Linked DNA regions of Mus musculus: region 2 is linked to region 1. A link is a loop called in an ENCODE intact Hi-C map of the cell type or tissue named here. Cell type or tissue: heart. All regions are shown on one strand. Links, peaks and the distances in the headings refer to the core of each region. The heading gives the core; the rest is flanking DNA. Region 1 overlaps Mertk (MER proto-oncogene tyrosine kinase). Region 2 has its middle 6.0 kb from the start of Tmem87b.

Evidence for each region. Peaks named below come from ENCODE experiments on the same cell type or tissue, not always from the same donor. Only the 100,000 strongest peaks of a DNase experiment are listed, where the experiment ranks them.
Region 2: a loop joins it to region 1, with 2.8 times the contacts of the local background. A loop is called at or near these places in 4 of 42 quality-filtered maps.

The regions. Positions count from the first base shown.
Region 1 is chr2:128,757,265-128,761,668 of GRCm38, forward strand. Mertk (MER proto-oncogene tyrosine kinase) reads left to right here. Exons shown (of 19, transcript NM_008587.2): 7 at 1,779-1,962. Among named protein-coding and RNA genes, the nearest start is that of Tmem87b, 59 kb to the right of the region's middle. In heart, for the core only: no CTCF peak of the experiment used is centred there; a DNase peak (open chromatin) is centred at 1,877.
Region 2 is chr2:128,810,082-128,814,485 of GRCm38, forward strand. No RefSeq gene overlaps it. Among named protein-coding and RNA genes, the nearest start is that of Tmem87b, 6.0 kb to the right of the region's middle. In heart, for the core only: no CTCF peak of the experiment used is centred there; no DNase peak of the experiment used is centred there.

The DNA of each region.
Region 1 (4,404 bases), core at 173-4,172:
TTGGGATTCTTTCAACTGAAGACCAGATGAGACCTCCAGCCTCATAGACTGAGCAACTACTGGACTCTTGGACTTTGCATTGGTAGACATCCATGGTCGGACTAGCTGGACCTCAGCCCGTAAGGCATTGTAAAAAGTCCCTATATGCGTATTTATTCTGTCAGCCCTGAATGACAGATGGTTCTAGCAGGAGCAAGGCACAATGCTGGGAGTTAAAATGTGCTTTAGCTGTCACACTTTCACACTCTGCAGCTGCGGTCATGCGCACAAGACCTGCACAAGACTGGGCCCATCTACATCCTGTCATGGAGTAGGGAGATGTTCATATGGCGTTACTCCTCCCTGAGAGTGGCTAGGCAGGTGACAATCGTCGTCAAGGAGCAACTAATGGAAGCTCACTCCTTGAGGATTCCTAGGTAGTTGATGGTTGCTGGGGAAGGAAGAGACTTGTTTTTCTATAGCATAGCCTCTGGGAGGGTACCCATGGTTCTGTAAATAACTCCTCACCTATGTTCCTATAGACAATCCTAATGATTGCTCTCTCTCTCACACACACACACACACACACACACACACACTCACACACACACACAAGGCCATGATGGTGCTGGAGAATGGCTCAGGTGTTAGGAGCATTGTTTACTTTTGCCATGACCTGGGTTGAGGGCCCAACACCCACAGGCTCAGAACTGCCTGAAACTCCAGTTCCAAGGGATCTGGTGCCTTTTTCTGACATCCGCCAACACCAGGCATGTTGTTGCACATACATGCATGGCAAGACATTCATACACATAAAATAAAAATAAAAATAAATTATATATACATATATATACCATAACAGTACAAGGGAAACCCAGATGAGGAAGATGAGAGGGAACAAGAGGATGTAATAGGATCGAATATAATGAAAGCACACTTATATACATGTATGAAAATGTTATAATGAAACCCATTATTATGGATAATTAACATGCTAATAAAAAAACTTTAAAGGGGAACTGCTGAGATTTCTCAGTGATTAAGAATGCTTTCTGTTCTTACAGAAGGCCTAAATTCATGTCCCAGCCCCCACATCTACTAGCTCACAAGCATGGAGATGCTGTGAATCCAACCTAGGCCCTCTGAAAGAGCAGCCAGTGCTCTTCACTCTGAGCCATGTTTCTAACCCCAAGTTGTGAACTTTTAAACTCATGATAAACTGCATAGGAACAGTTAAATCTCAGCAAAGCTCTTGGTGCTGTGTCAGAAGTGTGAAGTGAAACAGATTGTAGTAAAAATACAAGCATGGCACCCCTTATGATAAAGTACTGAAAATATGCTTGAATGATATTTGGTGCCTGCTTTCCGTGTTACCATAAAACAGCAAAAGCCAAAAAATCCACCTTCTTAAACGCAATCTGGAAACTATTTAAAGGGCCAGATACTATGAAACAGAAGAATGGATTAAGAACTGAAGTGGATCTGGGAGAAGAGTATGTGTGAGTGATAATTATTAATATAGTAATAATATCATTATCACAGTAACTATTTGTCTGTTGCCTACTGCAGTGAAACTCCACAGTATAGACATTTTCCTGAAGGCGTCAGTTGTTGCCTGAGCAACATGAGTAACCCGAGTAATGCTGATGGGGAATTATGTGTGTGTCCTGAATGGAAGCAGGTCCCTCCTCCAGCACAGAGGAAGGGCTACGTGCGGCCAACATCTGCGTGCCCAAGTCTGACTCCCCCCACCACCTCTGTGTCTTACTAATACTTCTTTGCATCTACTCTTCATTCAGGTCAAGGAAGCTGACCGGCTGAGTAATGGCTCAGTCATGGTTTTTAATACCTCTGCTTCGCCACATCTGTATGAGATCCAGCAGCTGCAAGCCCTGGCTAATTACAGCATCGCTGTGTCCTGTCGGAATGAGATTGGCTGGTCTGCAGTAAGCCCTTGGATTCTGGCCAGCACAACAGAAGGAGGTAATTCCTGTGATACACAATGACCAGTTTTCCCAACGACCTGTGATCAGACAAGCCTTTCCCAAATAGCCCAATGTCCTGTGCACTCTGCTTGTTTGGTGCATTTTAGTGGAGTGGCCAATAAAATAGGAAAGAAAATAGTTCCTTAGAATTTTAAGAGGCTTGAGTTTAAAAAAAAAAAAAAAGAAACAAAACAAAAAAACCTTATCTGTACTATGTATATGTAACATTTTCTTTTACATGGAAAGACAGCGGCAACACTTTTTTTTTTTTTTTTTTTTAAAGATTTATTTATTTATTATATGTAAGTACACTGTAGCTGTCTTCAGACACTCCAGAAGAGGGCGTCAGATCTTGTTAAAGATGGTTGTTAGCCACCATGTGGTTGCTGGGATTTGAACTCCGGACCTTTGGAAGAGCAGTCGGGTGCTCTTACCCACTGAGCCATCTCACCAGCCCCAGCGGCAACACTTTTAAAGCCAGTATTATCTTCAACTAGCACACAATGCACAAGTTATTATTTGGCAACCCAAGGGGAAAGTCATTTTTTCATTAAATAAAACTAGCCTGACAGTTGTCTAGAGAGTGTCCTAGTGAGGTCAATTGACAAAGTTTTGGCTGGCTTGGAACTTGCTATACAAACCAGGCTGGCTTCCATCTCTTAGAAACCCTGCTGCTTCAGCCAGGGATCAAAACTGCAAGCCATGGTTCCTCCGTGGTTTCTGCTGCAGGTTCCTGTCCTTATGTCCCTGGACAGGACTGTGACCTGGAAGTGTAGGACAAAACAAACCCTTCCCTCTGCCATGTTGCTTGGGCATGGTGTTTATCATAGCAGCAGAAAGAGCTGTGCAGTGTTTTGTTTGTTTGTTTTGTTTTGTTTTGTTTTGTTTTTTAAAGGGCTGGGTTGAGTTCTTGCTTTTCCTTTTTCTGTTTTACAATGTTCCACCGTTTCCTCCCTTGCCTTGGTGGTGACCCTGATGTTGTTCCTCTGTATGTAAGATGTACTTTGTCCCATTTCTCCCCTTAGCACTGGTTTTGAACAATTTAACTTTGATTTATTTTTCTAATTTTCCTTGTTCTTGAAGTTCATTAGACTTCTTGCCTTTATGTGTTTATAGTTTGTATCACATTTGGTAACATTTGGCCTACTGTCTTGCCCTCACAGTACTGGAGACTAAATCTAGGACCTCATGCATATTATATGAACACTCTATCACTGAGTTACACATCTCCATGTCTTGTATGTTTTGGGCCTTTTTACCTTTCCTCTTTTTTAAGGACTTCAGCTATGTGCATAGCAGACCGTTTGAAGTCCCATAATGTAATGATACTCTGCTAATGCCTCCCCTTTTCTCTCCTCATTTTTCCTTTGGAGGCTTTCTAATGTTGTGTCTTCTTATTGAGTAGTTATAACTAGTACCTAGTCTGCTACTAATCCTAACTAGTCTTTATCCTTCATATTGAGATTCTTGCCTATATGATCATATAGAATACAGTTAGGATAATTGTTTTAATGTGATTGTTTGATAATTCTAACATCTATTCTATCTGTGGTGGTTTCTTAGTATCCTAGTGTGCTGGCTAGTTTGATGTCAATTTGACATAAGCTAAAGTCATCTGAGAGGAGAGAACCTCAATTGAGAACATGCCTCCATAAGATTGGGCTGTATACAAGCCTGTAGGGCATTTTCTTAATTGGTGATCGATGGGGAGGGTCCAGACTGTTGGTGGTGGTGCCATCCCTGGCCTGGTGGTCCTGGGTTCTATAGGAAAGTAGGCTAAGCAAGCTAGTAAGCAACACTCCTTCATAGCCTCTACATCAGCTCCTGACTCCAGGTCCCTTTCCTGTTTGAGTTCCTGTCCTGACTTCCTTCAGTAATGGACTATGATGTGAAATTGTAAGCCAGATAAACTCTTTTCTGACTTTCTTTTGGTTATGGTGTTTCATCACAGCAATAATAACCCTAACTAAGATGCCTAGTATGGACGATCTCTCCTGGCTATCACTGGTAGTATTATGAGAATTCTACCTTGTTTGAAAAATGTCCTGTAAGTAAAGAGCTTTATTTTAGCACACAGGTGAGCCAGTGAGAAACTATTTCATCTTGTTGGGTATTGCTTTTAAGATTTGTCAGGTAAGATGACGGCATTGTTCAAAATAGGGTCAGTTATTAAGTACTGTAGAGACGAGATCATTCTGTGTGGTCTGGCCGATGACCTTGAATCATAAGGGTTTCCAGTCTGATTGATGGGAGCTAACACTTTCTTCAGCCCTTTGGATGCCTGGGCACTGAGGCCTTTGATCCTTTTACACCACTCTTTCCATATCTTCCCTTGGAGCCATCATGAGGACTCTCTTGCCTAGACCTACATTTATCTTTCTTGATCTATTCCCCTGGGTTTCTCTGTGTAGTTCTGGCTGTCCCGGTACTTGCTCGTAGG
Region 2 (4,404 bases), core at 334-4,333, 53 kb after region 1:
CCCAAGTGCTGGGATTAAAGGCGTGCAACACCACACCTGGCTTCTTTCTTTCTTTCTTTCTTTCTTTCTTTCTTTCTTTCTTTCTTTCTTTCTTTCTTTCTTTCTTTCTTTCTTTTTTGTTGTTTTTTGGTTTTTTGCTGAATATTTCTCATCACATTATTATAGAAAATCTGGATTTCAATGTGCCCTTCTATCAAAGATGGAAATTATTGCTATAGGATTTATGACTTTCATGGATTAATTCTTTATATCATATTTTATGGTATATTTTTCCTGCAGTGTGGGACTGATGTCTTAAACCAAAACTTACAATCGCCTTTACTTTTAGGCCTGGCATCCTACAAGGTGTCGCTGGTGCAGCCTAGCTCAGCCCTGAGACGGTGCTTGCTAGGGTGATGTACTTAAATCCTTGACTTGATGTGAGTTCCACAGTTTGCTGATGGATCTGTTTGTGGCATACTGAATGCATTTTCCAAATCCAGAAAGTCTTCAAGCTAGCTCTGTGTTTTCCTCTGTCTGTCTTCCTTCCTTCCTTCCTTCCTCTCTTTCTTTCTTTCTTTCTTTCTTTCTTTCTTTCTTTCTTTCTTTCTTTCTTTCTTTCTTTCCCCTCCCTCCCTCCCTCCCTCCCTCCCTCCCTCCCTCCCTCCCTCCCTCCCTCTCTCTCTCTCTTTCTTTCTTTCTTTCTTTCTTTCTTTCTTTCTTTCTTTCTTTCTTTCTTTCTTCAAATGATGGGTAGTTCACTAATTGTGACCAGATTAAAATATTCTCCTCAAAACATAGAAACTGGATTGGGAATGTGGCTCAGTTGGCAGAGTTACTGTCTAGCATGTACAAAGCCCTGGGTTCAATCCCCAGAACCAAATAAACCAGGTTGGTGGTATATGCCTACTGTTCCAGCACCAGAAGTGGAAGCAAGAAGATCGAAAGTTCGAGACCAGCCTCAGCTACTTACTGAATCTGCAGTCAGTCTCGATTATGAGACCCTGTCTCAAAACAAAACCAAAAAAAGCAAAACGAATAAAGAACCCAACAAAATAAATCCACAGATTGTCAGGCTAAATGAAAAAGGATATGGATCCTGAATATATAAAGAACTCTTACAACTCTACAATAAGAGTACAAATAACTCAGCTTTACACAGAGCAAAGAACTTGAATTCAAATTTCTCTCAATCTGTGCAAACAGCCAATAAGCAAAAGAGGTCCAGCATCATCAGTCATTAGAGAAACAAAAGTGAATACCAGCTCGAGCAAACACTTAAACCCAGATAACCTAAAAGTCAGGCACAAACAGTGTTAGGAGCTGGGTCCAGGAATCTCAGCACTTCTGGACACAGAAGTGGAAGGTTCATGAACTGCAGGCTAGCCTGGGCTACACAGTAAGACTCTATTTCAAAAAATAAACAGCTTCCATTCTGAATGGCTATTTTAACTTCACAGAGGTTCATTGAGTTGTATAGTCTTTGAGCAGTTCATTTTGGTATATGATGTGTGTTTGTGTGTAATTTTTTAAAAATAAAGTTTAACCAGCACTTGGGAGGCAGAGGCAGGCGGATTTCTGACTTCGAGGCCAGCCTGGTCTACAAAGTGAGTTCCAGGACAGCCAGGGCTACACAGAGAAACCCTGTCTTGAAAAACCAAAAAAATAAAAAAATAAAAAAAATAAAGTTTAAAATAAAAGCAATGAAATAAAAACATGTACACAAATGTCCATAGCATTGGCATTCACAAAAGCCAAAAGTAAAAAGAAGAAAAATGTGTGTGTGTGTGTGTGTGTGTGTATGTGTGTCTATCAATAGATGCATGGATACGGGAGGTGGTGGCACATGCCTTTAATCCTAGCACTTGGGAGGCAGAGGCTGGTGGATCTCTGTGAGTTCAAGGCCAGCCTGGTCTACAGAGTGAGTTCCAGAACAGCCAGGGCTACAGGAAGAAAGTCTATCTCAAAAAAACAAAACCAAACAGAACAAAAACCAGATGCATGGATAAATAACATGAGATATATTGGTACTACAAAGCATGATTCACTCTTTAAAAGGAAGGAAATTTTGACACTTGTTATATTATGGGTGAACCATGAAGATGCTGTGCAGAGTAAAGAAGCCACCCTTCCCACAAAGGATAAATATTGTATAACCCCATGGACTCGAGGTTCCTAGAGTAGTCAGACTCAGAGAGGCAGATGAGAAAATGGTGACTGGGCTGGAGAAATATAGTGTCAGTGTTAAATGGATGCAGAATTTCATCTGGCAAAGAAGAGAAGAATCTGCAGCTGAACCGTGGCAGTGGCTGCACAAAATCGTGAATGCTGTCCATGTTATTGAATAGGTCCTTGAAAACAGCTAAAATGGTATCTTTATCCTGTATGTATTGTACCAAAATAAAAAGGTATGGACTTGGGGGCTGGAGAGATGGCTCAGCGGTAAAGAGCACTGACTGCTCTTCCAGAGGCCCTGAGTTTAATTCCCAGCAACCACATGGTGGCTCACAACCATCTATAATGGAATCCGATGCTCTCTTCTGGTGAGTCTGAAGACAGTGGCAGTGTACTCACATATATAAAATAAATACATCTTTTAAAAAAAGTATGGACTTTAATCTCAATTAGTCTATAAAAGTTAATTAAATCATGTTATAACATAAAGAAAAAAATCATGTGATTGTCTCATTAGACGTGGAAAAATTGTAAAACCAACCCTCATTTCCAAAAAAAAAAAAAAATCTCACAAAACTAGATATAGATATTATGATAGAAATTTCCTTCAGCTTCAAGAGGAAACAAAGTAAGTATGCAGGACAGGCACTCTACAGAGCCACACCCCTTAGTTCTTTCCTCTCAACAACTATTTACATAGTATTTACAACACACTAGAGGTTAAAGACCTCTAAGGCAGGCCTGATGGGTCAGAGGGTAAAGGCCCTGACTGCCAAACCTCACTACCTGAGCTTAGTCCCAGTGATCCACAGGGTAGGAGGAGGGAACCGACCCCTGAATGCTGCCTCTCCACGTGTGCACACTCCTTTCACAAAAAACCTAAGTAACAGATAAATGTAACCTTTTTAAAGTGTAAGATAGGCAAAACTGTTCAGGACGAGGTGTGTTGGTTATATGCAAATATCAGGGAAAATGAACATCCATTGTTCTTTTGTTCGGTTGTTTGTTTGATTGGTTTGGTTTGTTTGTTTGGCCCGATCAGAATTCTGAAGGACAAGGACAGTGGTAATTTCTCCATAAGCAGTATTCAGTGTCTCTGCTAAAGATTCAAGGAGGCTCCTGTGGATTTCAGAAAGTCTTTCTCTGTACCACTCTCTCTTTCCCTTGTCTCCTCCTGCATATTCCAGGGTCTTCGGTCACACTGAACTCCCAGCTCAGTCTTCTCAGAGCCTGCCTCTTCTGTCTGGATTCTTCCTTACTGTTTCACAGCCTACAAATCATAGGAGGAACCAGAGGGCTTAATCTCCACTCCCAACCCACTGCCTACTCTCCCTCCCCATTGTGTGTATGTGATGTGATGCATGTGTGTGGTGTGTGTCTGTGTTGTACGTTATATGTGGTGTGTGTAGTGTCTTTGTGTGTGTTGTGTGTTATATATGGTGTGTGTGTGGTGTGGTGTGGTGTGGTGTGGTGTGTGTCTGTGTTGTGTGTTATATATGGTGTGTGTGTATGTGTGGTGTGGTGTGTGTATTCCACTACTTCCTACTCCTTTGGAAAAACTGTCTTTTATCACCCAACGTCCAGTATCTTAAAACCTATGGTTTCATACATTTAATTGTTTTATGTAGGAGTGTAAACTTAGATCCTATTATTACATCCAGCAAAAATCTCCAATGCAACCTTATTACTATTGAAGAGCTAAACGTATATAAATAGGCAGAAGAGTTGCGTGACTGCTCATATATCCATCTCCAGGCTTTAACAAAGGAAAGGAAACCATCAATTCAGGCTTGGAGAGACACAGTTGAGTGTTTAGAAACACTGGCTGCTCTTCTCGAGGTCCCAGGTTCCGTTCCTAGTACCCACATGGAGGCTCATGGCAGCTGTAACTCCAGTTCCAAGGAGTCTGATGCCCTTCTCTGGCCTCTGTGCACACAGTGCAGACATGGCTGCAAGAGAAACACCTATATCCCTAAAAATAAAATAACAACAACAATAATAAACTTAAAAGTTAATTTATAGCTCATCTTATTTTATCCTTGCCCACTCCCAAACAAATCCCAAACACCATGTGAGTTCATCTGCAAGAGTTGCAGTGTGAGTCTCTTCAGGGGTCCTTGTGGAGGTCTTCCTGGCCTTTCCATCCTGTATGTCTGAGCTGACTTGCAGCTGTCATGCTCTGTATTTCTTTCCTTACTTCAAACTTTGGAAAAGCTATTCTGCCCTGCTCGTGGGACTTAACCTGCCCTC